Linked DNA regions of Mus musculus: all the other regions are linked to region 4. A link is a loop called in an ENCODE intact Hi-C map of the cell type or tissue named here. Cell type or tissue: left cerebral cortex. All regions are shown on one strand. Each heading gives the region's core, and the rest is flanking DNA. Links, peaks and the distances in the headings are about the cores only. Region 1 holds the start of Bmp1 (bone morphogenetic protein 1). Region 2 overlaps Npm2 (nucleophosmin/nucleoplasmin 2). Region 3 holds the start of Fam160b2 (family with sequence similarity 160, member B2). Region 4 overlaps Phyhip (phytanoyl-CoA hydroxylase interacting protein). Region 5 overlaps Lgi3 (leucine-rich repeat LGI family, member 3).

Region 1 (6,023 bases), core at 940-4,939, 51 kb after region 4:
TCTTTGAGGCTGTGCTCCTGTCCTGGTGCCTCCACAAAAAATCTCCACTCTACAAACCTTCCCACACACCTTCAAACCACTTTGCTCTGCCCTCCCCATCACCAGGAACGAAGAGATGATGAGGGACCCTAATCTTCCTGAATTATGCTGTGTAACATTAGTGTGCTCTTGGACACTTGCTTAGAACGTGATCTCTTTAAGGACCGAGATCTGTCTGGCAACTCTCTGCACCTCCCACAACATCAAACCCAGCCCTGAGACATATCAAGAAACGAACATCACTGAATGGATATGAGACACCGTACAGGGTCAGAGAGATGTTAGCTTTTTCTAAAATCCAAATCCACACCCTCTCAAAGACATTGATCAAGAGCTGGAGGCACAGAGCACAGGAAATGAACATTTATATAGTGTCTGCTGTGTGTTAATAATAAGTGAATTATATATGTTCTCAGATTTAGCCCTTACCCACCAGCTAGTTCTCTAATGAGGAACTTAAGTTCAGAGACTGTGCTCAGCCTTCCTGGTGGCTAATGAGTCCTTCAGATTTCATGCCTTGCTCATTCTTCCTCCTGCCCTCCTACCACGCACGATGTGATGGAGACTTTTACTGTCCTGGTTTGCCTACAGCATACCAGGCATGGAAGAGGAAAGACTGAAGGGTTTGGTTTGTCCTGTCCTGTAAAATGGTCCCTATCCTACCTAAGGGTGGATGGAGCAAGGAGAGTCCCTGATTAGGTCCTCTGTGCTCAAGATTGTAGCTGCCTGTCCCAAAACTTTGTGTCCATTTCTTGTGTCCCAATCCCTGGCTCTAGCTCTTCGCAGACAGGCTGAAGTCAGAAGCGGGAAGTCGAGGAAAAGTTGTGATAACTTGTCCCCAGTGTATTCCAGACAGCCTGCTTGGGAACATCAATTAGGCCAATGGCCTGAGTGTGTCTGGTCATCTGGTCACTCCAAGGGAATCACAGCAGGAGAGTCCTCATGAACAAAGATCACACACACACACACACACACACACACACACACACACACACACACACACACTAGAAGCCCTGACTTGACTAATTAGCCTCAGGTGTCTGTAGGGCGAGAGAGCTGATGTAGAATATCTGAGACCTCTTTGTGAGACTCATTTGCTAACCTAACTGAGCTCTGGCAAAGCTCTCCTGGCACACAAAGGCACAGGTAAGTCCCCCTGTGCCCCCCAAGCCCCCACCCCTGCCGCCAATTTCTCTGACTTTGACAGCTGTCTCTTGAGTGTTCAGAGAGCTCCTGCTGCTGGCTAGATTCATAGGATTGCCTATGAAGAAGTATTCCATAGAACCTCCTGAAAAACTTTCTCCTTCCACTGGGCTGAGAAGCCGGGAAAATCTATCCCTTTGGAGCTGCAGGCCTTCTTTCTGGGCATCAAACCAGACAGATGTGCTGTGCGGCACTATGGCAAACAGACAAGCAGGCAAACACCAGTATTCCACAAAGCAGGAGGGATAGGGGAGAAGGGACACGGACGGACGGACGGACGGACACACACACACACACACACACACACACACACACACACACAGTTTGGCCAGTAAAGTTTCCCGGTGGAGAAAAAGCCTCCTTGCCAGCGGGATTCGCTGGGACCGAGGGAGGTTTCCCCAGGATTCCTCTGTGAAGGCGAACGGCAGCCGCAGCAGTTTCCACAAACAGCAGCAAAACTTCAGTCCTAAAAGTCCCCCAAACTTCCCCCTCCCTTTCTCCCTCGGTCTTTTGTTCCCCCACTGCATTGCCAACCAAGCAGCTCCCAGCTTCCCACACTGGACTGTCCTCCCCCAACCCCAACTACAACCCCAACCCCAACCCCTGCCCGGCCGGGAGCCTCGATCCCAGCCTGCCCACGCCCGGCTTCCGTGCGCCCTGGGGGAGCCGGGGGTCGCTCACCCGCCTTGCAAGGGTCTTTGTAGTTGAGGAGCTCCGGGGCGTCCTCCTCGCCCAGGTCGTAGGTGTAGTCGGCCAAGTCCAGCGGCCGGCCGGCGCGCGGGAGCAGCAGCAGCAGCAGTAGCAGCGGCAGCGACAGCAGCGGCAGCGGCGGGCGGGCCACGCCGGGCATGCTGGCGGGCGGCGGTGGCGGTGGCGGTCGCGCCCGGACGCGGGAGCGGGGCGACGGGGAAGGGAGCGCTGAAGGCGAAGGGGAGGCGCTCTCCCCCCGAGGCCACCTCTTCCCGTCCCGTTTCCTGTCTCCCGCCCCCCGCTCGGCCCGGCTCTCTCCGGCCCTGGGCTCCGGCGTCCCCTCGCCCTCCTCTCGGTCGCTCCCTTTCTTTTCTCGCCGCCCTCCCACTCCCCACCCCACCCCCCCTTTTAGGGAAATGAGCTCGCTGGAGGGCGGGTTTTCGCCCAGCTCAGCCCCCCTCGGGGCCGGGACCGTGCTCGGCCGGGCCGGGAAGCACGCCAGCCGGGCGGGGAGGACGAGAGTAGCACCGCCCGCCCCGGAGGGGAATCCGCTGCCTGGGACTGGGGCAGGGGCCGGGGAGGGGGCGCGGGCCAGGGATGCCCGGAGGCACCGCTCCGCGAGGGGCCCCCTACAGGCCGCTGTCCTGTACCAGGCGGAGTGCCTCCGGGCACGGGACACGCTGTCAGGTCCGTTCCTTCCTCTTAGACACTGGATCAGCGATCGATCGTTCTCTCCCAGAGACTCCAGAGTCTGTCTGTCTTAGATCTCGGCTCTCTCGCTTCTCACTGTCTCTCTGTCTAGCTGTCTCCCTGCCTGTCTCTGTCGCTGTCCTTCCTTGTGGACACACCGCTGGAGGGCGCCTAACACCCGTGTATGGCACCCAGGTCCCGTCCTCTGTCCCTGCCTTTTGCTCTGTTCCCCATTACCTGGGGTAGGACCAAACCTCCATCACTCTTAGAAAGGACGTGGCAAAGCGCCCCAACTCTCCAAACCCTCTCCTTCCTAGGACGGCTTCTGCTAGAAGCCGAGCTGAGAAAATGTGAAAGAAAAGAAGCGCCACTCTTTGTTTTCCAATCAGGCTGCTTTATTCTTTTGTGATAGGATCCCCCTGGCCCGTAGGAGAGACACCTTTCCTTTACAGACTTCCACCGGTTTCTGGGCAGGAGCAGCTTCCTGCTTGTCTGACAAAGACCCTTTGCGGAGGGTCTTTCCTGTCCCGCTGCGGTTTCTACCGACCCTGTGAAGCAAAGAACTAATGCTTATGGGGACTGAAGAAGCCACCCGCTTGGGTCCAGTGTGGGATGTGTCTGGGAACCCTCCATCCTCCGAGCTCCCGAGACCACTGACTTTAAGAGATACCTAGTAGGTCCCCTGACAAAGCAGGCAGCCCAAGCCCTGCCAGTGTTGCCCAGGCACCCTGAAAGGTACTGTTGCTCACCTGTGGATGCTAGATATAGTAGAGTGGTAGCTCTCCACACAGGGTGCTCACAGCAAGGCCTAGGAAAGCCAGGTCTCTCCCGGAAGAATCGGACTCGGAACCAGTATCATGCCCTTCCTCCTGGCCCAGCTTAGAGGTGGGTGTGGAGGGCTTGGCCTGGAAAGAACACCTACTTTCAATGTCACCTGCTTTATTTAGTGTGGGACACTAAGTTGGTAATTCTCGAGGATCAGTTTCCTCACAAATTCAGAGAGGGACTGGGTTGGATGTAGAAGCCCATAGGTCATGTCTAAGCTCAGCCAAGGCCAACAACTTAGCAGGGCCACCTGAGAGCTGGTAGGGATGGCAGGACACAGGTCCATGGAGAGAGGAGAACATGTCTGATCCAGAAACATCAATACTACACAGGGTACGCTAGTCATCCTTTCACATGTCCCTCTACTCAACCCTCAGAGGGAGACTGCTCCCTCCCTCCCTAACATACCCACCTGGAAGTTCTGGAGTTTTCTAGCGAAAGCCTCAAGACTAGGGATGCTCTCTGGAGCCATCTTCATGATGTAGCAGTAGGTTCCTGGAGCTGGCTTATAGGCCGTCAGGAGCTAGGTATAAAACCCTGGAGGTCATTCACAAGGTCCCCTTGCCTTGCTTCCTCCCCAACCCTAGTTCTCAGCCAACCAACTTCCTTTAGATTGTCTTCAGAGGGTGGAGGGGCGCACTTGCGTCAGTGGTTCGAGCATCTGAGGTGAGGTAGCCAGGCACAGAATGGGGAGAGACCTCTAGAAATGCTACAACTGGCTAGTTCCAATAAAGTCCCGGTGGTCCCTCCGGCATCCTCACCCGCTGGTAGTCATACACAACGATGCCAGTGGAGCCGATGGAAAAGGTAGCGATGGTGTCTGCTCGCTCACTCGGGGCTAGGCGTTTCTGAGTTTCCGGTGCTCCGATGCTCATCTCAAGGACCTAGGGGAAGGGTGTTGGAATGCTGCCTGGTATTTCTCTTTCTTCCCTCAGCCTTTCGGTACCCATATCTACTCAGAATCCTCTATTCAAACGCTTTCCTGAGATCTCAGGAAGGCTAAACGTAAGAGGTGTCAGAGCAATCGATGGTTATCACACTAGGCCGGGGCCTGGGGGAGAGGATCTAGGCAGGATGGCTACCTCGTCTCTGTTTGTGTCACCCAAGATGTGCTCATACCTGTCCACTCCCTTCTCTTCCTCCCGAACAGCTGCCCATCCCCCCATAATCTCCCCCAACCCCCTGTCTGCTGTGCCTCTTTGCCCAACCCAGGCCCACTCACCATCTCAGTATGTTTTTGACTCATGTGGAGGCCCATGAGCAGAGCCCCTACAATCACCACGACAACGAGGACCACCACCACAACCACGATGAGAAGGCGTTTGAGGTGCACGGGACAGCAGGGGATGCGGAACTGGCTCCTGGGACCTGCCGAGTAATCCTGAGAGAGCAAGGGAAGCAGAGAGACAAGTGGGTAGTGGAGAGGGTGGCTCCTACTCTCCCTGTGCAAGGGGGACACACACATCCCGTACCTCTTTAGGCTACGAGTGTGCAAGGAAGAGCTGGGGAGATCAGAGGCTTTTGGGAAGGAAGGCTTTGGGGAAGGTGGTTGGACCCTAACAAAACCATAGCTACTTAGAAAGTTAGAAGCAAAGTCTAGGTTTGAAATAATCCAAGAGAGCCAGCTACCGATCTCTTCTTCTGTTTTCCCACGACGCCTAACACCCCAGACATATCCTGAGTTTTTGCTCCCTCAAAGGATCCAGGTAGCCCTGTCTCTATACCTTTACACGGGTCTCCTTTGTTCCTTCTCAATCCAGTCCATGTGCCAGCTTCATGGTTTTTTACACTTATTTAGTGTGTGAGCGTGTATACATGTGTGTGGTATGTTTGAGTGTGCATGTGTGTGATGTGTGTGAAGGTACATGTGTGTGTGTGTGTGTGCACATGTGTGTGGTGTGTGTGAGAGTGTGTGTATGTGGTGTGAGTGTGAATGTTTGTGTACATGTGTGTAGTATGTGTGAGTGTGTATGTACATGTGTGTGTGTAAGTCAGGGACAACTTTCATCTCCTTTCATCATGTGAATTCCAGAGATTAAACTCGAGCCGCCACATTTGGTGGCAAGCACCACTACCTACTGAGCCATCCTTTTTTTTTTTTTAAAGAAAAAAACCATATCTATGACCCAGGCTGCCTTTCAACTCCTTATATATCTAAGGATGACCCTGAATGATTATCTTGCTTATATTTCCAAACAGTGTGCACCTCTATGCCTGGATTATGTGGTACTGGGGACTGAACCCAGGTCTCCACGTTTGCAAAGTGCTCTAGCTACTGATCTACATCCCAGCCTCACTGTCATTTGCTCTGTGGTACTTCCTGTAGCCTCCCAACTACATGGTGGTGCTATCAGTGTTCTTCACAGGACTTTCTATTGACCCCTCTGTGGCTCTCAATCCCTTTATACAGGAATTCGTGGTCGTCGTGCCTGCCTCTACCAGGGACTCTTAATGATCACGGTATCTCTATCCTAAAAGCCCAATCCTAAGCTAATTGAGTATATGGGTCTAGAAAAAGAAAAAAAGCCTACTGGAGGATGGACAGTCAAGTCCAGTATACTATGTATGCGCGCGCG
Region 2 (6,023 bases), core at 961-4,960, 180 kb after region 4:
CTCAGAGGCAGCTTCAGCCTGCTCACTTCTCAGCCCTGCTGGGCACACCTCTACCCCCTACCAGACCACCGGTTCCATCTTCCACATTCTTGCCACCATTTGCGGTTCACCGTGGTCTCTGCCTCTTCGGGGAAACTTGCCCTTTCCATCAGACTCGTGGACCCCATTCCCATATCCCCTACTGGCTCCCAGGCACCCCAACTCTGTTCAATCTGAGGCGTCAGGCAGCTAGCAGGTAAGAGGGCTCAGGTGCATGGAGGAGACAGCTAAAGACTGGAATTCAATGGTGATGGTGTCATCTGGAAGCAGAAGACCGGCATGGCACATCAACATCTTGTGTTCTGGAGGCTCATTCACCAGGAGGCAGTGGAGGTTGCTCAAGACTCCTGAGTCTGAGCACCTGGTTCCTGTCACTGGGGACAGGGCCCATTGTCACTCACTGGCTAGCCCTCAGAGCAGCCCAAGTCTCCATGGTAACAGTTGCCAGCAGTAAAATTTGGTCTTGAGGCTCAGCCAGGATCTGGTACCAGGGAGATACCGGGGATAGCAAGGGTAGCCTGCTGTGTGTGTGAGCTACCCCTGACTTCTCATCCCTTGTTATTTGGCATGTTCAGTCCTGGCTTTTAGGCTTGCTCTCTTATGTCCTGGGGGAGGCAGCATGGAGAGCTGGGGATAGAGACTGGGTTCTGGATCTTATCCCCATCCCTTGCTAAGTGACATGAAAAGTTGGTTTTCTGACTCCAGGTTCTCTTTTAGAAAAAGGAGCCAGGCTGTGGTGGCACATGTCTTTAATCCCAGCACTCCAGAGACAGAAGTAGGCAGATCTCTGAGTTTGAGGCCAGCCTGGTCTAAGGAGTGAGTTTGAAATGGCTATGGTGTCAGTTGAGACAAGGACTCATCCTGCAAAGAGGGGAAAGGGGGAGGGGACAATGACCCTCTGTGTGGTTTAGCCTCAGTTTACCTAAACTTTGCTGCCAACTTTCTCCCCTGATGGGGTGAGCTGGGGAGGGAGAGTTTATTAACATTTATGGAGAGCTCTTAGAGATGCTAAGAAGAGAGAGAAGTGGCTACTGAAATTCTAGTTAATCCCCACCATTGAGTACCAACTTCAAGCCCACCCCCCCCTCACCCCCGTTGGGGCTGTCTCACACCTGTGCCCAACAGCCTAGCTACTGCAAACAGTGCTACCAGCCTCAGCCTAGCCGTCCTTTTCCTGCAAACACAGGCGGGTTAGGGCAAAGGGTACCCCTAGCAGCGTAGACTGACATGTGACTCACTGGAAATTTGTGCATCCATGCAGGCAGTCAGTCTCATGGACGGATCTGGGGTATTTGTTAAGTGCTCCTATACGTTGAGCCTTGCCTGGGGATGGATGCAGGAGGGAAGATGTCTATGTCTGTACCTGACCATGAATAGGCTTTCCTCACTGAGGACTGCACTCTCTAGTCCCTGCCCTCACTCAGCTCACAAGACTGACTGCAAACTGGCAGGAAATTCTCCATCTGCAGAGTGGTCAAAAGCAAAGGCTCCAATGCCAGACTCTCTGGCTCCCCCTTCTGCTCCATGTCGTTGGTGCAGACTGTTAACTTCTGTGCTGCTCTCTTTTAAGAAATGAAGCTAACCTAACCTTAGAGTATAATCGTGGTATAAGCAGCAGTCTGGGGACAGCATGTATTTTCTGGGCTTGTAGCTACTGCTGCCATGACAGCCATCCTCCTGGGTGGACACCCAGATGTACCCTGACCCAGAGTAGATGCACTCACAGGAAAGGTCTTTCTAGCTTCCCCCCATCCTCCATGTCAGCTGCCTGTTCCCCAGGGCCTTTTCAGATTTTTTGTTTTTTGGTTTTTTTTCGAGTCAGGGTTTCTCTGTGTAGCCCTGGCTGTCCTGGAACTCACTCTGTAGACAAGGCTGGCCTCGTCAAACTCAGAAATTTGCCTGCTTCTGCCTCCCAAGTGCTGGGATTAAAGGCGTGTGCCACCACATTCGGCCCCAGTTTTTTTTTTTTTGTTTTTTTGTTTTTTAAAGATTTTATAATATAAGTACACTGTTTCTGTCTTCAGACACACCAGAAGAGGGTATCAGATCCCATTACAGATGGTTGTGAGCCACCATGTGGTTGCTGGGGATGGAACTCAGGACCTCTGGAAGAGCAGTCAGTGCTCTTAACTGCTGAGCCATCTCTCCAGCCCCCTCTTCAGGTCTCTTAACACCCTGGTGTTCTTCCTCCAAAGCATTTGCCGGGAATGAAATCAGGGTGCTGGCTTTGTGTTACCACCAGGCTATCCAGGTGACTTCAGTGGGCATGGAGGCAGGTTATCTTGGCTCTTTCTATACAACTGTGACTGATACCAGTGGACCAGGCTGGATGAGCATCATCTGCACCAAGGGCCAAGGAACTGACCAGGAATCAGCTTGTTTATAACCCCCCGGGGCTCATACACGGGGCTTACCAGCAGGTCTTTGCTCGCTTGTTTCTGGCCTAGCCTACAGGGATGCTGCCTTCAATGTCAGGCAGGAGCCTCCTAGCTCCGGTCCCTCCAGGAGCACAGGCCTTTGCCCTAGGATTTACTGTGTGTCCTACTCAAATCAGGTATGAAACCATGCCCACTCCCCAGTGAACAGGTTCCAAAGGTCCCTCAGCATTCTGAGGAGGCCAGGTAGCCAGAGCCATGCAGTGGTCATCCACTGTTTTCCAGCTGTCACTGCCTGTGTCCTGTTAAGTGTCATATGGTCCTTCATCTCATAACTGTAATGGCAGCGTATGCTGCGCTTCCCGCCCCCACACACTCTCCCCTCACCCCTACTCCTGTCCCTGTCCCATATACCCTTGACATTGGCCTGATAAGAACAGGGAAATGGAAGGATCTGACCCAGGTTGGGTTCTAGAGCTCTGCACTTGTAAACCTCAACCTTGCCTGCCTCAAAGAAAAATAGCCTCCTCAGCCCCAGCTCACTGAAACCGTGGCTGAGGCTAGCCCACTAGGCCTTCCCTCAATCCTGGGGTGGAAACCTAGGAAAAGCAACATGGGGCTGGTTTCTTGCTCGTGGTTGCCCTCTGCTGGGCACATGAGCTATCGCAGCAGCGAGGAGACCCATCCAGGGAGGGGGAGGCAGAGGGAGGTTCTGATCATGCAAATTTTATTGTGGCCCTAGGCGAGCTTGCTGGGGGCTCTTCACCAAGAGCCTCCGGAAACTGGAGGGCTGGGTTACAGGGTTACAGCCACACCACCTTATTACATTCAGACTAGGGTGGTGGGGCTGGACACCTGCACCAGAGCACAGCTGCTGGACATCCTGCCTTGGACGCAGAAGATGCTAAGATGAGGTCATTTCTTGGTCACTGGCTTCTTTGCTCTGGGTGTAGATTTCTCCTGTGCAGATAAGAGACTGAAGAGTCTACCAACCCTCCTTGGCCAGGCAGCCTTCCCCAGGGCCAGCCCCAATTTCTTATTGCTCACCTTCTTCCAGGGACTCTTGTCCTGAGGGCTGGGCCTGGAAAGGAATAGGGACAGAGTGGGCAAGAGAGTGCAGCTTCATGCCTTAGCTTCCCGGGACTGGCTATCTCACAGGAAGAGCTTTTGCTGTTTCAACTGGGCCTGGTGCGCAGGCCTGAAATCCCAGTTACTAGGGAGGTTGAAGCAGGAGAATAACCAGTCTATGACCTGCCAGGGCTATACAGTAGTTCGAGGCCAGCCTGGGCAACTTACTGATAACCCTGTTTCTCAAAATCAAACAAAACCACCAACCAAACCAAGCAAACAAAGTCTGGGGCTGCAGCTCAAGTGGTACCCTGTTTGCTAACATGCCAGAAGCCTCGGGTTCGGTGCTGAGTGCTAGTGCGGTGGGGATTTAACTGCATGAATTACCTCACTACTGTTTCATCCTCTTCTTTTTCCACCTTCTTTTTCTGGGAACAAAAACCAAGTGTTATTTGGAAAGCTAATCCAAGACCCCAAGCCAGAACACTGAGTGCTGGGCAGTCCCAGTTGAGAGGTGCAGAGCTCCCGTGGTGGAGGTCTTGGCTTGTCCCAGGTGCCCAACACGGGAGGCCCAGCTCGGGTACCTCATTCTTTCCCCCCACCTTTGCTATGCTCATCTGCTTCTGGGGAGCCACCCTTTTGACTTGTTTGACAGGTATCTCCTCTAGCGATATATCTGCATCCTCATCTTCATCCTCTTCCTCCTCCTCTTCCTCCTCTTCCTCGTCATCTTCCCAGGTCAGGTCCGAAGTCTCTGGAATGGGTAGGCAGGAGTGGCGCACGGTGGGGAAAACCAGAGCATCTGACCTCAAGGCTCAACACCCACCTCCCAATCCAGGCCTCTTGTGGCTCTGACTTTATTCCCAGGCAAGCGCTGGGTTGAGAGGGTTCACCTTCTGCAGTAGGACATATCTGTTCTCTCCCTCCCTGAAAAGTAGAGGCCAGGGTGAAGCAAGGGGCAGGAGAGTTCCCCAGATGTTGGGTGAAGGAGGGCAGGCAGGAGATGGCTGTGTATTTAGAATTGGCTGGGCCAAGGCTGAAGGTGGATGAGCAGGGAAGGAGAGCTAGATGGGACTACAGGGTGGCTTGGCCCTCAAAGGTTGATGTACTGGAAACTTGGTTCCTAGTGTGCCATGCTGAGGTAGTGGAACCTGTTCAGAGGCAAGGTCTAATGTGAGGAGGATCTTTTCTGTGTTTTGAGACAGATTTGTGTGTGTGTGTGTGTGTGTGTGTGTGTGTGTGTGTGTGTAGCCATGGCTGTCCTGGAACTCATTCTGTAGACCAGGCTTGGTCTCTAACTCAGATTCACCTGCCTCTGCCTCCCTAAGTACTGGGACTAAAGGTGTGGAGCACCACCTGCCAGGCTGGGAAGTGGCTTTTAAAGGTGTCAAAGGTAAGTTGCTGTGGCCCGTGTTGTCACTATAGCTTCATGATTACTAGTAGCCATTCTTTGAAATACACCCAAATACTAGTTAGAATAAGAGCTTCCCTCTTGGGTGGAGGGTCTTGAGAATACAGCCCAGGCTCTCTTTGAGCTGAGAGCACAAGCCTGTGCCTCCAGGCTCAGCTCCAGAGTCCTTTGGAAGACCCTGTTTACCCTACAGTATTTTCTGAAGCTGAAACAAGGACCACCTCACTCATGATAAAGGTGAGGCCTGAGGCCCACACAGGGCATGGGAAGGGCTAGAAGAGCTGGGACGACAGCCCTTGGCACAGCCGTTTAGTTCAGGCCACTGGCAATCATTTACTTTGGAGGGTCTGTACAGAAAGTCAAGAATCTCTTGAGGCCTCAGGTACTTAGGCTACAACTTACCATAACATTCCAGGCCACTGAGGAACACAGGTCCTGAGCCAGTCCTGAGCCGAAAAGTTACTGGAGGAGAAAGCTCTATACCTGACACAGTGACCTGCAATGGGAAGAAGACATCAGGGCAACATAGAAGACACAGGTAACTCAGACTGGTCCCCTGGTGGGTGCTGGTCATACAATGCTGCAAAATTCCAGCATTGAGGAACCAGAGGCAGGAGGACTGTAAATTCTAGCTATTCTGGGTGACACAAGAGACACACTGGCTCAAAACAAAACAAAAACTCCAAACACATAAGCAAATGTCCCCCTTCTCCATGTGAGCACAGTGAATAAGTCGATTTTCTGCTTCTCACTATTAAGAATGGAGGGAGTCAGCCGGGTGTGGTGGTGCACGCCTTTAATCCCAGCACTCGGGAGGCAGAGGCAGGCGGATTTCTGATTTCGAGGCCAGCCTGGTCTACAGAGCGAGTTCCAAGACAGCCAGGGATATACAGAGAAACCGTGTCGCGAAAAAAACAAAAAACAAACAAACAAACAAAAACCCAAACCAACCAACCAAACAAAAAGAACTGAGGGAGTCAGTGGGGTGCACACTGGTATCCCAGCATTTGGAAAGAGGCAGAGTCAAGAGGATCACTGTAGCTATGAGACTGGCATAGGTTACATAGATTGTCTCAAAGAACAAGAACTAAATAAAACAAGAAACAAGCAATGGCAAGAAAGGAAAGAAA
Region 3 (6,023 bases), core at 1,291-5,290, 130 kb after region 4:
GTCTCCAAGGCCAGGTCAAGAAGTCTGTTTTTGTTTTTAAGGCTGCAAGGTCGGTTACAACTTCAGAGGAGTTTTGGAAGGATCTGTCTGGTAGTGTCACACGGAAGAGGAGACAAAGGAGGAAGACGTTTAGGTGGCCATGGCAACAGTGGAGTAAGGAACAACTAAGTCAGAGACTTTGAAACTCTCCCCACCCTCCTTGCAGACAGTAGGCTCCTCTTTCAAAAGTAATTGTCATCATGTGTGGTGACAGCAAACCTTTAATCCTAGTGGTCAGAGGGCAGAGGCAGGAAGATCTCTATGAATTCAAGGCTAGTCTGGCCTACAAAACAAACTACAGGATATCAAGAACTACAAAGAGGGATCCTGTCTCAAAACTAGAAAGATTAGCTTAGGGTCAGTGACTCTTCCAGAAAGGCATTACCCACAGTCCTTCAAGATACTTCATCCCAGGCTGGTAAGGTGTCCTCTGACCTCAGACCCAGGATCTCTGACCTCCACATGCATGCTGTGGCACACCCCTCCCCCCATCCACACTAAACAACTGTAATAATAAGATACTTCACCCTAAAGGAGCAACCCAACTCATCATATCCATTTGCCACAGTTATTCAGGCTCTGATAGACTGTGCGCTTCCAGAGGGCAGGGCTGCGGGTTTTTTCATTTGTTTGTTTTCTTGTTTTTTTTTTTTTTTTTTTGATACAGGGTTTCTCTGTGTAGCCCTGGCTGTCCTGGAACTCCATCTGTCAGCCAGGATGGCCTTGAATTCAGAGAGCTGCCTGCCTCTACCCCCAGAGTGCTGGGATTCAAAGTGTATGTTGCCATGGGCCAGTTTAGGGCTGTTTTTTTTAATCTGGCAACCCCAGAGAGCTTTTACCAACTCTCTGAAAGCTCCTGAAGACACTCCTGCCATACTTTCTTATCCTAGAAAGTCCTTGGATCCTCGGCCAGCACCCCGGTGACCTCAAAGCTTCTGTGAAAGGGTCTTATCTAGCCTTAGATTTCATCTGTAAGTTCCAAAAAACTTTGTGCCAGGCTCAGTGAAAAAGACTACTCATAGAGATGCAGGGAAGGGGGGGGGGGGGAGGGGACAGCCATCAAATCCTGGGGCAGATGAGAGCAGGGCAGAGCTCTCCACCTGCAGCTGCTACTAGCTACCAGACCAAAAAAACTACCAGGCAAGTTCCTCTAAACAATAGCAATATTTTTTAGAAAGAGACACAAGGATCTCTACTGTTGGGTCCGGAAGGGGCAGAAAGCCGTACTCTGAGTGGTTCATATTCCACTTGGATGTTCCAACCTGAGGGAAGACCAAACTCCCCAGACAGTGGATGGAGCTGAAAAGAGATTCCTATGTGGCATAAAGCACACTTTCTGAACATGGTCTGTATGTTGCACACTGCAGGTAACCTGCCTAAAAATATGTCCCTCCGCTCTCTTCATCTGCAGCCCCTGGTGCTTCAGCTTTCTGTACTCAGAGTGTAAGCATCAAGGACGCTTAGGGCTGTCCCCACTGCCAACCCTCCTTGACAATTGAGCTGTGTCCAGAAGGATGAATTAGTGTATCAGATTGCTTTCTAAGATGACACTTGTTTTTATTTGGGACAGGAAGGAGAAGAAAAGGTGAAAAGGTCATTTTGGAAACTCCCTCTTGGGGGTACCCTAGGCCCTGTTCCTCACAGCAGAGCTGGACAGTGGGGGGAGGGGAGGTTACAGAAGTGCCTCCCTCTCCTTTAACCAGTTCTCCTAAGGCTGAGCCAATTGATATGAACAATAGCAGCCTAGCATGGTGATTTCATCCCAGCACTCGGGAGGCAGAGGCGGGTGGATCTCTGAGTTCGAGGCCAGCCTGGTCTACAGAGGGAGTTAAAGAATACAGGGCTACATAGAGACAACCTGTCTCAAACAAACAAACACCAAACACCAAAAACAATGAAGGTTCTGACTGGGGGGGGGGGGGGGGCGTCAGACCTAAGATTGTTTCTCAGGACACAATTTGATAGACTAAACCCATCAATTAGACAGTGTTCTTATACAATGAGAAAAAAATAATTAACTTTTCAAATAGCTTCTTGCAAGGCTGCTGAATGAAGTGACCAGGGACATGCACTTCCAGAAAAAAGGGGCCTAAACACAAACTGAGAGAGAGAGAGAGAGAGAGAGAGAGAGAGAGGAGAGAGAGGAGAGAGAGAAGGTAAAAGAGAGAGCGCAAGCAAGCTAGCTTTGCATGGAAACAACTCTTCCATTCAAAGCCCCTCCGGCAGGCTGAAGTCCCTAACTCAAGGTCAGCTGGCTCAGTGGCTTGAGATAAGCCTGCAGAGGGCTACTTCCGGGTTCTCGCGACCACCCACCCCTGCAAAGGTCTCTATCACCTTCTTCCTGGGACTTATGTCACTCAGGGCTGCAACTCCCATGCTAAGAGGGAACTCAGTGCGGGAACCCCTGCTCCCAGTAGTTGTCTGGCAGCTAAGAGAGGAAGGGGAAGGCTGTTGTCAATCCCAGGTGAGGAGGAATGGAGGAACGTCAGGAACGAGAAAGGAAGGCTGCCGGGCGGAGGAGGAGGCGTGGGGGCAGATCTGGGAGAAAGGGCTGGTGACAAGGGAACCTTTGGGGAGAGAAGAGTTACAAAGCTAGCGGAAGCTCTCGAGGCACAGGGAACGTTAAAGAAGCCGAGCGGAGCGCAGGCTCGGGGGACCGAGTCGCAGGTCAGGGAGTGGGACACAGGAAGCACAACAGGAAGCAGTGCGGAGGCCGGATCGAGGGATCGGGACTCAGGATCAAGGGAGCATGGCTCAGGATCACGAGAGTCGGGCTTAGGATCAGAAGAGCGAGGCGCAAGATCGAGGGAGCCGGTCGGTCTGGAGAGAACCCCGGAGCTAGGCGCTCCTGGCGGCCGCGACGCGGGACTGTACCCGAAGACGAAGCCCGGAAGCGGCGTCGGGGCCAGGGGAGGGGCCCTGCCCAAGGGGCCCGCACCTCACCCGCCCGCCCCCCTGCCCGCGCCCGCCCCTCCGGTCCGACCAGGGCCCGGCCTCACCGCCCCCACGGCCTCCTGCAGCAGTGCCCCGAGCCGGCTCAGCATGATGGCGGCCCGGCCCGGCTCGCGGCCCGGCTCCCGGTGGCGGCGCAGCGGTGGCGGAGGAGGCGGCCCAACGGGCGGGAGGCGGGACCCGGCTCTGAAACCCCGCCCCTGCCGGAGGGCTCGGGGGCGCTCTAAGCCCAGGGCTGGGCAGGTCCTGATGGAGGGCGGTGGGGAGCACCCTGGGAGCTGATGACCTAAGATTCCTTTGAGTAACACCCAGAGACTTCTAATTCCTCGTGCACCCTCACAATCCTACCAACACAGTAGCCCTGGACACACACGGCTCTGGAGTGTTTAAAATGACCTGGCCCTGACAAGCTGTGTCAAGGACACTCCAGAAGGCAAAGACATAGTGGGAAGAATTGACGACATGTTTAAATGTAATGGATTAGGAATATTGGAATAGGTTATGGCTAATATTAATTTCACCCTGTTGTTCAGTACTTTTATAAAAAAAAAAAAAAAGGTCGTTATTGGAAAAGATGTCCTCTAAGGTTTGCTGTTTGATTAGGAATTGATCCGAAGAGTCCCAGCAAAATCTGTCTCATGTCCCCCGCTCTGGAGGGAAAGAAAGCAATTGGGGTACACCTGCAATCAATCCCAGCACTCAGTAGTATCAACAATTCAAGGAGGTAGTGAGATCCCGTACCAAACACATACACACACACACACACTGACACACACACTCCGAACACAAAGATACATGCATACATACACACACACATACCACTCACACAATTACAACACACTGACACCACACACACATACACACACACACCACTGAGAGAGAGAGAGAGAGAGAGAGGTTGAAGACACGAACTGTTTAAAACAAAAACCAAAGCAAACAATAAAAAACAAGGGCTGCATGAGGCTCTTGGTTCAATCCTCAGTATCAGATAAGTAAATAGATAGATGGATAAATAATACATAAATTATATAAAAATTATGTAAATGTATATAGGTATTTACATAAATTATAAATGATTAAATTACTTACATCTATCTTAAATATCCAGGATATCCTAAAACTCACCATTATTTTTGTTCCAAGGCTGGAGATTATAGGCTTGTGTTACCATACCTGGGCTGCACTATAAATTCCAGGCCAGTCTTAGAAACATAGTGAGACATTAAAAACAAGAGTTGGGCCGGGCATGGTGGCACACGCCTTTAATCCCAGCACCCGGGAGGCAGAGGCAGGCGGATTTCTGAGTTCAAGGCCAGCCTGGTCTACAAAGTGAGTTCCAGGACAGCCAGGGCTATACAGAGAAACCCTGTCTCGAAAAAACAAAAACAAAAAACAAAAAAACAAAAAAACATGTAAATTGCACTTGATGTCACATGCCTTTGATCCCAGCACTCAGGGAGTAGAAGCAGGCAGATCTCTACTAGTTCAAGGCCAGCCTGGTCTACAGAGCAAATTCTAGGACACAGAAACCATGTCTTGAAAATGAAAAAGGAAAAGGAAACAGAGTTGACACATTGTTTTTTTTTTAATTATCAGATATTTTTGTTGTTCATTGATTTCATGACTGTAAAGTCAACTCTTGTTTTCTTTTTTCAAGACAGGGTCTCATATGGACCAGGATAGACTCAAACTTACTGTGTAGCTGAGGTTGACCTTGGACTCCCAATCTTCCTTTCCTTAGTGTTGGGATCTGGCATATGCCTGGTGTGTCCACTGCTAACAAGAGAGCCCAGGGCTCATGCATGCTAAGCAAGCGCTCTGTGCTGCATTCTAAGCCCTCAGCTCCTGACTCTAAATGGTGAGGTGTTTAGTAAATAAAACCAAAACAAAAGCTTCGGGAACCAATAAAGTTGCCCAGGTTTTACATCTTTGTGTCATGAGAAGGACGCATGAAGGACTCTCCCTAAGGCTTTGTTTTAGGGGGTCAAGAGCCTCACTTTGAAGGAATCTAAATTCTCAGGAGCTCCAAATCCTTTAGGACTTAGTGTCAAAATTTGTCCTACCACAAACATTTCCAGTCAATCTGATCATATGTTGCTTCCCTTGGTAACCAGTGAACTTTCTACAGCGCCCGGCTGTGAGTTCTAAGTAAACAGGGTCCGCTTTATAATCACATAGTCCATGTTGTCTGATAACATATGCGGAACCCAGTCCTGCTTCCCCTGGAAAAATGGCTATATCTCTCCAGTGCTGGGCAGCTGGAGATGTAGCTGGCTCTGCAGTAGAGTGCTTGCCTAGCAGGCCCAAGACCCTGGCTTTGATCTCCTGAATGCCCTCCCCCCAAAATGAGATAGGACACTGCCCTCAGCCCCCCAACACACACACACACCACACATATTGGTTTTATGAAGCCTTGGGTTTCAGGTAAAACGCTCTCTCGTTTGTTGGGTCAAACAAACCTTGCTCTCGCAGGTCTGTTTCAAGGATAATGCTGTAAACATAAGCCGACTTTACTTAAAATCATTGTTCATTCGGGAGCTGAGAATGTAGGTCTTTCAGGCAGAGTGTCTACTTAGCACACACAAAGCCTGGGTTGGCTCCCTAGCCCCAAATGAAGCAGGCGTAATGGTGTCCACCTGTCATCTCAACACGCAGGAGGTAGAAGCAGAGGGAGGCGATTCAAGGCAGTCTTCAGCTGTAAACTCCATTCCAATGGTAAGAAAATCATTGTTTTGAATGGTTCTCATCTATTTGCTTTGGGGCCAGCTGGTCCTCTTCCCCTGTGCAAGCCCATCCCGTCTTCTTTTTGATCTTCCAATCAAACTGCACACTCAGCCCCACCTTGGGCACGCAGCTCCATAGTGGTTGCAGGCAGAAGGCTTCACCAAGGCAGTCAGAGGCCATCAAGGCACCAAGGCACCATTTGTCCCTCAGTTACCAGGTCTCCGTTCCTGCTTCCTCTGCTCAGTGCTTGGCAGCCAGGTGGTAACCTCCTGGTAACGTTTTCTGCTGGGCTTCCCTGATGCAGAGGC
Region 4 (6,023 bases), core at 805-4,804:
TCCTGACCTGCAGTGTGGAGGATGGAGAGCTGATCTTCCGCCACGCTCAGGACCTCATCTTGGAGATCATCTACACCGAGCCTGTCGACCTGTCCCTGGGCACCCTGGGAGAGATCAGCGGGCACCAGCTCATGAGCCTGTCCACTGCTGACGCCAAGAAAGATCCCAGCTGCAAGACCTGCAACATCAGCGTGGGCCGCTAGGGACTCCTGGGGAGCCGGAGGGCAGGAGGGTGGGACGTGATGTGTGGCTTAGGTTTGGGGACCTGGCTTTCTCTCCCCTCTCCCTGCTCCCTCCACTTTGTCCACTACCCCCTCCTCCCTACGTTGGAGACAACGGAAGGTCTTAGCATGGCACAGTCCGGGCCTGGTGGACCTGGAGATGGGGGGGCTTCTCAGCAGGTGATAACCTCCTTTCCTGTTTCCCTCTTCTGGTTTTTGACCTCAAGCAGGCCTCCCTGAGTCCTCGGGCATCTCCCAGAGTCCTCCCTGCCTCTCGGGCCAATGCCCATGTATAGCCTGGCCTCCATATAGATGCAGAAAGCTGTGGGGTACCTCCTTCCTAGCCCCACCCACCCCACTCAGGGCTACCCCAGACAGCCCCCTTCTCACTCAGCTGGGCCTGAGGGCTTTGCCTCCTCCGTGCCAGTGCCAGGCTCCTCTCTCTATAAATAACCTCCTGCACTGCTGTCTTGCCCTGGCTGCCCCTGATCCCCCCAGAGCCCAATTCCCGCATGGGAGAACCGTCCATCCCTCCTGTCACTGTCGTTGACCCACTTGAGATGCCCTCCCACTCTCTGGAAAAGTACCCTCTCTCGTTTTCTAGTTTGGAGGGCTCGCTCTGGTTTCTTGAGATTTTCCTTTCTTCTATACATTCCTCAGCAAATCTCTCTCGCTCAGAGAGCACCCAGGTAGGCACAAAACAGCTGCTGGGGTCGAGGAGGGGGAAGGAGACCCCTGAGACCTGTTCCTCAGCCTGAAGCGGGTAACCTCATGTCTTGATGGGTCTGACAGAGCGAGAGAACTGAGTGTGACCCACAGGGCCCTGGCACCCTGCCCAGCTGTGCACTTTGCTCGCTCACCCGCTCACCCACCCGCTCTGCCTGAGAGTCATGACTGTTCTGTGCCATGTGAGCCAGATCTTTGGCTCTCTATCACACCATCCCTTGCTCTCTGGGCTAATCCCCTGGGGAGTTCCTGATGAATTCCCCGCCTCCCCCCCAGCTCCCTGTGTTTTCATCTTGTTCTTGCTGTTGTCTGGATCAGGAGGGCGGGGAGGGTGGACTCCCTGAGACAAGACAAGCAGGTAGAGACAGATTAGAGGGAGGGATTGTCATAGTAACATTTTCCGAGGTGACAGAGATGATACACAGGCAGCTGGACTTCTGTGAAGGACAGAGGAGCTGGCAGACCCACAGGGCCACACCTCTGAGGGACCGGTGAATGGCTGGCTACCAGAGACAGTGCTGGTAGACAGTCAGGTACCTCATGGGATGGGCCAAGAGATCTGGGATCCTGGGAACTATGTAGAGAAGAGGATTTGACACCCCCCACCCACCCACCCAAGGCCCTTCCCCTCTGCTGACAGCATTGTTGTGGTCGTGGCCTGCTGCCTTGTCTTCTGTCCCTGGGTGGGGCACACCCTTCTGTGCTGTGCTTGCCATGAGCATCAATAAACCACAATGGCCCAAGGGCTCCGTCTGTCTTGGTCCATTTAGGCGGCTACAATGAAATGTCACAGACCTGCAAACTCTCACCATTCTAGAAACTGAGAATTCTAAAACCTAGGTGTCTTCAGATGTGATGTCCTGGAAGATCCTGCTTTCTGATCATAGACAGCCATCTTTGCCTCATTTCTGTGTGCCCTACACCCCCACTAGGATGGAAGGGGTTTCCCTAGCCTTAAATTTCGTTTTTCATTTTATGGACACGTCAGTATACTGTGTCCATGCCTGGTACCTGGCCAAAAGAAGGGCCTGAGGACTGTAAACCACCATGTAAGTGCTGGGATTTGAACCTGGGTCCTTAGGACCCAGTGACCTTAAATGCTGAGCCATCTCTCCAGCAGGCCCTCTTTTTAAAAGATAGGGTTTCTAACCAAGTTAGTGTCCAACTCCCTATGTGAGATGCACTTGTACTTTTTCTGCCCCCACAGTGCTGGGGTTCCAGGCATGTGCCGCCACATCTGGTTTATAAGAAGCTGAGACTGAACCCAGGGATTTTTGCATACTAGACAAGCACTCTGCTGAGCCACATCTCAGCCTACCCTCCCCCCACCTCCACCCCCACCCCCAAGCACCCAGCTTCTTTCGTAAGGGCACTAGTCTCATTCACAAGGCCCCACCCTTAAGGAAGGCAAAGCCTCCTGAACCCATCACCATGGACGTTGAGTTTTGACCTGAGCTTTGGGTTCGGGGCATACGCAGGGCAATCGCAGCAGTGTCTCTGAGCCTGAGAAGTGGATGGAGTGGCTGAGTTGCTCTGTTCACCAGAGAGCTCACATGGGGATGCCACCTGAAGCCACATGGGCATGCCCCAATAGCAAACCCGATAGCATCCTTACAGTGGGTGGCAGAGCTGAGAATACAGGGGCACAGCTTTACCCGTGGAAGAGACTGGAGATCATGTGGTCTCACCTTGTACTTCCCAGATAGTGCGGGGAGATATCTAGGGAGGCCTCTTAGGGGAGTGTGCCTAAAACCCCTGGGCCCCTGATGGAGTCCTCTCTGCAGTCCCAGCCTGCCACCACTCAGACCCAGGTGCCACTGAATTTCCCTCTCCCAAGAGCTCTGTGTCCCCTCCTCCCTGGCAGGACTCCTCGGTTGCAGATCTGAGTCACCTCTGTGCCTATTATTATAGGCTTATTAAAATGGTTCTCGGCTGCAGTGGAAATGTTCCAGAACTGTCAGAGGCACCTTACCAACACCGCCTGAGTCAGGGCCAGGTTTACATGTGTCATGGGGCATGGCCACCTTGAGATAAAGAAAAACTGAAGGGCAGTTCACCTCAGCTGAGAGCCTGGGCTGGCAAACGTGTTGCTCCTTCCACACAGCAACTGGGCTTGTCTACATGACCCGGTATTATGCCGACCTCACAAATAAGAAACTGAGGCACAAAACTTAGAGGCTTGTACGTGACTGTGCCAATTCAGAAACTGGGATCTTACATTCATCAACCCCTGTTGGCTGCCTCCTTTAGAGTGTGTCAGTTTATGAGACAGTTAGAACCAGGCAGGTCCTAATCTCCCACGTAGTGGCCCTTTCGCCTGCTCTTTCAGCTAACCCAGAATGACGCCAGGGGGCGCTATAGAGTCACAAATGTCACAGAGGCTTATTTTAAAGGCGTGGGTAGCGTGAGCTCAGGATTGAAGGATGGGGAATGGATTCTTTTGCCTCTGGACAGTGTGGATTCTCAGAGTCCTTAAGAAGGGTGGGCTTCTGTCTTCCGTTTGAACGCCCTTCTGGGTCTCTTGGAAAAAGGGACTGGCTTTCAGTCCTTATTCCAGGGGACAAGGGTGGAGAACAGAAGTAAGCCTGCTTCTTTCTCCATCTGGATGGCTGGCCACTCAGTACCAGCAGAGAAGAAAGTGTCAGAGGACCCACTACAGTCTGCACTGGCTTTCTTTCTAGCTTAGGGTCTAAACAGACCCAGGAGAAGGGGATGCATACTACATACACACCATCTAGGAACATACACACCTTCCTTGGGATGTCCTTGGAAGAAGCATAGGAAACTCAAGGTAAGGCCCAAGGTGGACTGCAGCTGAGGGACCTGAGTTTGTCTCCAGCGCTGATTATAAAGGGAACTAAAGGCTAATCTCAGGGATGTAGGTAGCTGTTCCCATTGTGCAGGCACACACACGTGGCCATACTCCTTTCCCTCCAAAGCAATATGATCCCCACATTCTCTGCACTGCTGTGCGCCCAACTTCCCTACCTCCTCTTTCCTGCCTGGCCAGTATCTATACTTTCAGTTCTCGGTGGAAAAGAGTTCTGTCTGTTAAAGCAGAGGGACAGAAGGCCGGTTTCAAGGGCTTCAGGATTTCCTCTGCCTTCTGTTTGTAGCTTCTCTGATGTTAGGTAAAGAGGTAGCTGGAGGTCCCAAGGAAAGGGACAAAGAGGGACTATACCCTGAAATGCAGGAAGGCCTGATTTAGGAAGCTGAGCTGAGGTGATTGCCCATATAAGTGTGGCCACAGCATCTGGAGAAGATTGGAACCAGATGTTCCAGGATTGGGGGCAGGGAGAGCGGCAGGCAGGAACAGTGTTCTGGTCAGGAGGAGGATGGGTTGTGTGTGTGTGGGGGGAGCAGTGGGGTAGCGCGTGTCACTCTGGGGAGAACACCTGGCTGCCCTCTTCCCCCCATTTCTCCAAGGCAGGCGCCACTGTTTTTGCAAACTGGAGCAGCCAAACTTTTCACAGATTCCAGAATCTGCTTTGCGCGTAGGGACAATCAGGCACAGGGTGGAACTTGGGAGGTACCCAGAAAGGCTACCAGCTGGCTAGAAATATGTCCTTGCTGCCCCACAGGCACCTCCTTGCTACAGGGTAGCAAGTGGTAGGTATCCTCCCACCCTGGCAGAAACCAGTGCACCCAGAGGTGTGTATTCAGAGCAAGAATAGAGAGCAGGGCGAATGAGGAGCTACTTGCCAGATAAAGCCTGATCATTAAGAGCCTGCTATTGGCCAGACAGGGTGACAGGCTGTCTTCAGAGAGCTCTTCCTTCCTTCTCCATTACCACTTCAGGTGTTCCTGCCATTAGCATGATGGCATGACACGACCCAGTCTCAGAGAGGCTAAACGAGTCATCACCCAACATTACACAGCACCCAGAAATAGAACTAGGGTCCAACAATGTGCTGGTGGTGTTGAAGCTTGGGACCTTTCTACTTCCAGAAGTGGGTCAGTGTCACAGAGGTAATCTTCTTTAGGGTGTGTTGGCCTCACTGCCAAGGATTGCTGGGGCTCCCAGACAGCACAGTTGGGAGGCTCTGTGGCTGACTTCTCTCCTCCTGACTCTGGGACTGAAGGTGTGGTGGAGCTCCTTCCTGGCTTTTCCATAGCTGGGTATGTAGGTCGTTGGGACACTCGTGGAGACAGTAAAGGAGCCACTGGGCCTTCCTCGGCCGTGGCATCACAGGTATTGCACTGGAGTTGACCTAGTTGGGATTTTAGGTATTTATGGGTGATGGTGGGCTGGTCCTGGGGAGCACCATGATTTACTCAACTCCTAAAAAAACATTTCTATGGGGCTGGAGAAATGGCTTCAGTTAAGAGCACTGACTGCTCTTGCAGAGGTCCTGAGTTCAATTCCCACCAATCACATGGTAGCTCCCAACCATCTGTAATGGGAACTGATGCTATCTTCTGGTGTGTCTGAAGATAGCTGCAGTGTACTCATATGCATAAAATAAATAAATCTTTAAAAAAAAAAACCCTAACTTATTTTTTTAAACAAAAGTTTCCACATCCTGCAGTCAGCTTGGAATAGTTCCCTAAGGAGGAAAACACTGCCCTGCATCCTTCTCTACCATCTTCTTACTCTGGTATAGTGTCCTTAAAGTCCTCCTCTTCCTCCTCTCCCCACTCCTCCTCCTGCTCCTCCTTCTGCTCCCCCTCTTCCCTCTCCTCTTCCTCCTTCTCCTCCCTCACCATCACTGTATGCTCCTCACCCATGCTTTGGGCTACCATTGCCAGACGGCAACAGTGACAGAGACCCTTGAACCAGCTCCAAGGACCTACTCTGTGCTCTTTATTTCATATCTACTCCACACACTTGATTGGGAACCCATACTGTGTGGCTCTGGTCCTACACAGAAGCTAGGTAGGTCTCCATGATGCTCTGCACCTTCTACTATTGGTACAACATCCCCTGTTGGTCATTTCCCGGAACTGAGATATGATAGCCCCACTGGCAGTCTCTGATGGGTCCAGAAAAGGTCTGGAGGCTCACGCTGGAGTCCTCAGAGGAACACTAGTCTTCTTGGGTGCTGGAGTCTTAGGACACGTGCCTGGGAAGTCATC
Region 5 (6,023 bases), core at 783-4,782, 69 kb after region 4:
CAAAGCCCCTCGGTTCATGATTGTTCAAACCTATAATCCCAGTATTTCAGAGATGAAGGCAGGAATCTGGAGAGTTCAAGACCAGACTTGACTATATAGTGATAACCGTCTCAAAGAAAAGAATAAAACAAAGCAAAGCTTACCAGGGTATGGTGGCTCACACTTGGGATCCAGAGCACTTGGGATGCAGCGAAAGATGATCGCTGCAAGTTCAAGACCAGCCTGGTCTATATTGTAAGGTCCAGGCCAGCCGGGCTTTCTTGTCTCAACAAACTAAACTAAGCTAATTATGGACCCTGAGTCCTGGGTGGGACTGCACTGGGAGCAGAACTCTATAGCAGATCTCAGTTGCGGAGCATGTTCGGAAGCTGGCCTTTCACGTGGGTGGGTGGGTGGGGTTACCCAACACTGCCTAACCCCGAGTGCTTCTGTCCTGGCAGCCCCTTCAGCTGTGCACTGCAAGCCGATGGTGGTGGATGGCCAGCTCTATGTCGTTGTGGCCCAGCTGTTTGGTGGCTCATACATTTACCACTGGGACCCCAACACCACACGTTTCACCAAGTTGCAGGACATCGACCCACAGCGCGTGCGCAAACCCAATGACCTGGAAGCCTTCCGCATCGACGGTGACTGGTTTTTCGCAGTGGCTGACAGCTCCAAGGCAGGTGCCACCAGCCTCTACCGTTGGCACCAGAATGGCTTCTATTCCCACCAGGCCCTGCACGCCTGGCACCGCGACACCGACCTGGAGTTTGTGGACGGTGAGGGCAAACCACGGTTAATTGTGTCTAGCAGCTCGCAAGCACCTGTCATCTATCAATGGAGTCGTTCTCAGAAACAGTTTGTGGCTCAGGGAGAGGTGACTCAGGTACCTGATGCCCAGGCCGTGAAACACTTTCGTGCTGGCCGAGACAGCTACCTGTGCCTTAGCCGCTACATTGGCGACTCCAAGATCCTGCGCTGGGAAGGTACCCGTTTCTCTGAGGTGCAAGCCCTTCCCTCCCGAGGCTCGCTGGCCCTACAGCCCTTCCTGGTGGGTGGTCACCGCTACCTGGCCCTGGGCAGTGACTTCTCCTTCACCCAGATCTACCAGTGGGATGAGGGGCGACAGAAATTTGTACGGTTCCAAGAGCTGGCAGTACAGGCACCCCGGGCCTTCTGCTACATGCCTGCTGGAGATGCCCAGCTGCTCCTGGCCCCCAGTTTCAAGGGACAAACACTGGTGTACCGACATGTTGTGGTGGACCTTAGTGCCTAGAGGGGGGCTAAGTCCTTTGGGTTCCTCAGGGTGGCACTGTACGATGGGTGGGGACCTCTGTGAGCAACTTGTGGCCCCAAGTGAAGTCACAGGTGGCCAGCCTGTCTATGTAGCTACACACACATACACAAAGAAGTGGGCCTGGGCACACACCAGGGACTAGCCCAGGGGAGCCATTCCCATTACTGTAATAAGCACCTACGTATGCACCAGGCACCCAGTGTCCAGGCTCTCTATGTGCGCACCAACAGCCCCTGATCTTCAGTGTTCCCTGCTCTGCTCCGTTGCTAGCGTGTCTGAGTAACAAAGCGAGTGCAGGAAGGGGTGAGCCACAGCCTTCTCTTCTCAGCTTAGCTTTCTGCTCTCTGGCCTCTGGATGCCCGAGGTGCTTGTGTACCTGTTTGGCATCCACAGTTGCAGCCCCCCTGCAGGTGTGCCCACACTTCCAAGTGTGCCTGCCCACGCCATGCTCCTTCTGCATGCACCTGTGGACACTGATGGACAAACTCAGCTGCATACTTGTGCATACCCCACCACACTTCTGATTCTGTATCTGCACACGTCTGGGGGTGTGTACGTGAGCGGACTAGGTGCTGGGCAAACCGGCGTCCTTGATACCCCGTAGCTGCTCTTCTTGGAGGGTGCCTACAGCACCCACACTTTCTCTGCTCTCCCCAGTGTGCCCCCTGTGTGGCTCATAAGGATAGCAACAGAAAACGTGACCATGGCCTCGTGGGGACAAAGCCACTTCATCCAGAAGCAATAATAACAAGAGGCAGCAGCAACTGGGTTCTTCACAGTGCAGTATAGCTCTCCTCACTAGAGTTTTCTTCCACGACTCAGTCCCAGCTCAAAGGGACACGGGTGGGAAGGCTTTCTCTGGATAGCTATTGCTTTTTCAAGCTCGGGCCATCTCCTCTCTCACCCTATCTTTGAGATGCGGATCCCAAAGTGTGATTGCTCCTTGACTGGATATATAAAAAAAAATCAGCCAAGGCAAGAATCCTGAGACAGCCTGAGCTACTTGTGTGGGCGCCAGGAACATGTTGGTCGCCCTGGCACCCCTCCATGCCATGGAGATGCCCCCCGGAGGCACAGCTCGGTGGAGGCTGGATGAGGATGGCAGGGAGGGACACCTGGGAACCAGGCCTCTGCTGCCCTCTGCTGTCCTCTGGGAGCAGCAGCCCTGAAGTAGGAAATGATCAGGCTGAGAGGATTTCTTGCGGCCTGATGCACCTGGGGATAATGCTAAGATTCCTTTGCTTCGAATAAAGTTCCACCCCACTGCTAGCTCTCAGGTGTCCTCAGATGTTTTGCTAGGAGCAGAGACAGGGTTGTGTCACCTGTCCTTGCAGTACACAGAGACCGTACCAGCTTCCTCTTGGCTCCTTTCCCTCAGATGCTGTCAAGGTCACCTGGCACTAAGGTCAGGAGTTCCTGGTGATGCCACACAGGTGCTGGGCTAAGTGATGAGTCTCTGCCACCTGGGACTGAATCACAGGCCACTGTTCCTTCCTGGAGATTATAGGCACGGACCTGCTAAGACCTAGGTCTGTCCCTTGGTCAGGATGTCTCTAAGCAACATGGCAAAGACATGCTCAGCCCTTTGCCGCCCTGGCCATCTACCAGTCGCTCCCTGAGCTCCCCACTGGACAGATGTCTGCCATTGTTACTACAACCACCAAAGTGAGGCGCCTGGGAGAGCTAGGTAATATGCTGCTCCTTCTTCTCCCCGTTTTTAACCAGCCACCAATTCCCCACTCTTTATCTCTGAGGGTTTCCAAATGAGCATCCTTCCCCTGCCCCCTTGCCGCACTACAACCTTCATCCAAGCCTGTCCTCATTGCTATGGTTTCTAGATCCCTCCCGCCGGCCTACTTCTCAGATCCTTCTGGTCTGCCCTTCCTGAAACATCTCTCCATTATGTCATCTGCTACCCAGGAGCCCGCTTTGGCTCCGAGCTCTTCTCAAAACAAATCCATGGCTTTGTGCCTGACATAAAGCTCTTCAGGACCAGGTGCCAACAGACACAGCGGCACTGGTCCCTCTCCTGCTTGTTTCCATTCTGTCCATCCCTGAGACTCCAGGAAGAGCCTGGGACAAAAGGAAGGGGAGGGGAAGATCATCAGACAGGGCTCGGGCTGAAGCAGTGACCAGGGTCACTAGGGAACCCTGGTGATAGCACCATGTTGCAAAACTGCCACGCTCAGCTGTGTGGTCTCTTTCCTTGTCATTCTTTCCACCCCCAGACTTGAAAAAATTGGGAACCCATTGCCATCTTACATGAGAAGAAACGGGGAAAGGGACAGAAATGGTAGATGTGACAACCCCAGGAGGGGGTGCTGGCATGTGTACCCCCTGCACATACACACACAGGTCTCTTCCCTTCTACTGTTCCTCACCTGTTCCCCAGGGTCCCTTTCATTTCTCGCTGGTCATATATATGTCTGTCTTAGGGTTTCTATTGCTGTAAAGAAACACCATGGCCGTGGTGAGTCTTATAAAAGGAAATATCTAGTTGGGGCTTGTTTATGGTGTCAGAGGCTTAGTCCATTGTCAGTATGGTGGGAAGGATGGTGGCACACAGAAAGACGGGGTACTGATCTGCAGGCAGCAGGAAGAGAGAGTGACCTGGGCCTGGTTTGGGCTTTTGAAACCTCAAAGCCCACTCCCCAGTGGACACACTTTCTCTACTAAGGACACACCTACTCCAATAAGGCCACACCTCTTAGTCCTTCTCAAGTAGTGCCATTCTTTGAGGGCCCTAGCATATGAGAGGAGCCTGTGGAGGCCATTCCTAATCGCTAGCACCACTGTTTTAATTCCCATTCAAACAATGTCCGTGTGCATCCCATATCACTGATCTACCACAAGAGAAGAAGAACAGGTCTGAGAACCCCAGAACATGTCTTAACCCCATGCTCTGAGCTCCAGTCTGGACCGCACATGTCCAGATGTCAGCTGGATTACTTTGCTTGATGCCAACTAGTTTTTCTGAACCTCAAATCCTACAAAGCAGATTAGCTAACGCATTTTGTAGAGTATGGGGATTCACTTCACTTGCTGAGGAAAAGCAGTGGATGGCTTTCAGATACTTACTTCGCCTGTATGTGTCTCAGTCTCCTTATCTGCAAAGTGGGTCTAATGATGCCCAAGCAGCAGGCTCATCTATCATGGGATAGGCTGGTGCATATCGGGCCCGCCTTATCGTCCTTCGTGAGATCTAAGTGCATTGAACACAGATGTATGTCGGTCCTCTTGAAGACTGTGCCTGGCACATATGAGCTATGCTGGTCTGCAGGATTGTATTTGAGATGGAGTGACTCCAAGCTGGGAGTTCATGAGAGCGAGAGACAGGCACTCCTCAGTGACAGTTGCTCTCTGGCAGTGAGGGTTCCTCCACCACCTGCAGTCTCAGAGTTCCCCCCCCCCCAACTCCCATCTGTGGCTTCAGGCACCCAGTCCTCCCCCACTGTCCCTGGCTACAGCTTGTAGTAAGGGACAGGTCTAGGTTTCTGCTCAAATCACATTCAAGTGCATGTGGCAGAGAAGAGCCCCTTGAATCCTCTCTACCTCTATCCACGGTTGCCTTTCTTCCTTCATTCCTTCCTTCTGAGATGATCTCATGTAGCCCAGGCTGGCCTTAAGCTCACTGTGTAGACAAGGAACTTTGAACTTCTGACTCTTGCCTCCAAGTTTCCAAATGCTGAGATTACAACTGTATACAACCACGCCGCTTTTCTGTGCTGCTGGGTACTGAGCTCCGGACTTTATATATCAGGCAAGTGTTATACCAACACAGCTACATCCCCAGCCATACCCCACTGAGGTTGCCAAGGGAGCTGGCTTTAGTCTCCCAGACACCTTGGCCTTCTGTTGCCCAGTTGCAAGATAAACATTGATCCTAACAAGTCACTCCCTTCAGTGGAGAGACATTCCCTCCATCAGACCTTGAATGCCAAGCTTTCTGTGCCGTGGCTGCCTGGTCACCTGCCTGAGGGTGTCAGCCATGAGTCCAGGGAGCTGCTTAGCAACTCTGGGTCACTGGATGACTGTGTCAACAGTTCAGGGCCAAAGGCTACAAGAGCCAGAGTCTACTTCCTCTGCCAGAGCCTAGGAGGGTGACACTTGGCTGCCAGCGTCCTGCTCCCCCGTGAGGAACCCAGCTCCCAGCATCAGACCTCTGACTTTTTGTCCTTTAACTTTCCCAAGCACAATCATCGGGACCAGGAAGGAGCCTTGTGTGGGTGAGACAGTCCCAGCAGCTGCGAGAGAGTTCAGAGTGGGCACAGAGCTCTTTCCAGTGAATGAAAACAGGAAGATCCTTTCCCCTCCCTTCCCCCAGGTCACCCTTGCAATCAAATCTTCCTGCCTCAGCCTCCTAAATGCTTGGATTACAGGTGGGGGCCACCACACCCAGCTTAAAACAAGGCTTCAGTTGGCTTGGGGAGATGGCCTAGTGGGTAAAGTGCCTGTTGCAGAAACTCAAGGATCTGAGCTTTGATCCCTAACATCTGGGTAAAAACCAAGCATGGAGGCACATCTGGGTAATCCCAGCACCTGAGGAGTGGAGACAGATCCTGGGGGGTTAACGTCCAACCAATCTCCCATAAACAGTGAGCTCCAGGAACAACGAGAGACCTTACCACCACTACCACCACCACCACCACCCCCCAAAAAGTGGCCCACGCCTTTAATCCCAGCATTCAGTAGGCAGAGACTTACAGGTAGATCTCTGTAAGTTTTAGGCCAGGCTGACCTACGT

What was found. Peaks named below come from ENCODE experiments on the same cell type or tissue, not always from the same donor. Only the 100,000 strongest peaks of a DNase experiment are listed, where the experiment ranks them.
Region 1: it touches region 4 in a loop (4-fold over the local background); 29 of 42 quality-filtered maps call a loop at or near these places.
Region 2: it touches region 4 in a loop (2.9-fold over the local background); 7 of 42 quality-filtered maps call a loop at or near these places.
Region 3: a loop joins it to region 4, with 3 times the contacts of the local background. A loop is called at or near these places in 5 of 42 quality-filtered maps.
Region 5: it touches region 4 in a loop (7-fold over the local background); 33 of 42 quality-filtered maps call a loop at or near these places.

Annotation. Positions count from the first base shown.
Region 1 is chr14:70,517,946-70,523,968 of GRCm38, forward strand. Bmp1 (bone morphogenetic protein 1) reads right to left here and starts at 2,315. Exons shown (of 20, transcript NM_009755.3): 1 at 1,924-2,315. The coding sequence starts at 2,092. Sftpc (surfactant associated protein C) reads right to left here. Exons shown (of 6, transcript NM_011359.2): 2 at 4,670-4,828; 3 at 4,209-4,331; 4 at 3,860-3,970; 5 at 3,372-3,527; 6 at 2,996-3,170. The coding sequence ends at 3,381. In left cerebral cortex, for the core only: a CTCF peak has its summit at 2,748; DNase peaks (open chromatin) are centred at 1,442, 1,586, 2,217 and 2,765; H3K4me3 peaks cover 2,022 bases; H3K27ac peaks cover 1,017 bases.
Region 2 is chr14:70,644,176-70,650,198 of GRCm38, forward strand. It overlaps Npm2 (nucleophosmin/nucleoplasmin 2), which reads right to left. Exons shown (of 9, transcript NM_181345.3): 5 at 5,296-5,389; 6 at 4,085-4,236; 7 at 3,870-3,910; 8 at 3,462-3,495; 9 at 3,127-3,374. The coding sequence ends at 3,330. Gm52133 (a long non-coding RNA gene) reads left to right here and starts at 5,351. Exons shown (of 2, transcript XR_003951181.1): 1 at 5,351-5,431. In left cerebral cortex, for the core only: CTCF peaks have their summits at 1,545 (motif pointing left) and 3,058 (motif pointing left); DNase peaks (open chromatin) are centred at 1,549 and 3,055.
Region 3 is chr14:70,596,704-70,602,726 of GRCm38, forward strand. Fam160b2 (family with sequence similarity 160, member B2) reads right to left here and starts at 3,132. Exons shown (of 17, transcript NM_194345.1): 1 at 3,039-3,132. The coding sequence starts at 3,083. Dmtn (dematin actin binding protein) reads right to left here. Exons shown (of 16, transcript NM_001252662.1): 16 at 5,481-6,023. In left cerebral cortex, for the core only: a CTCF peak has its summit at 2,893; DNase peaks (open chromatin) are centred at 2,675 and 3,187; H3K4me3 peaks cover 1,843 bases; H3K27ac peaks cover 1,808 bases.
Region 4 is chr14:70,467,133-70,473,155 of GRCm38, forward strand. It overlaps Phyhip (phytanoyl-CoA hydroxylase interacting protein), which reads left to right. Exons shown (of 5, transcript NM_145981.3): 5 at 1-1,692. The coding sequence ends at 203. Among named protein-coding and RNA genes, the nearest start is that of Phyhip, 13 kb to the left of the region's middle. In left cerebral cortex, for the core only: a CTCF peak has its summit at 3,290 (motif pointing right); DNase peaks (open chromatin) are centred at 1,163, 2,589, 2,835, 3,297 and 1 more place; H3K27ac peaks cover 2,442 bases.
Region 5 is chr14:70,535,777-70,541,799 of GRCm38, forward strand. Lgi3 (leucine-rich repeat LGI family, member 3) reads left to right here. Exons shown (of 8, transcript NM_145219.4): 8 at 441-2,548. The coding sequence ends at 1,258. Among named protein-coding and RNA genes, the nearest start is that of Reep4, 6.5 kb to the right of the region's middle. In left cerebral cortex, for the core only: a CTCF peak has its summit at 2,425 (motif pointing left); DNase peaks (open chromatin) are centred at 2,398 and 3,184; H3K27ac peaks cover 1,516 bases.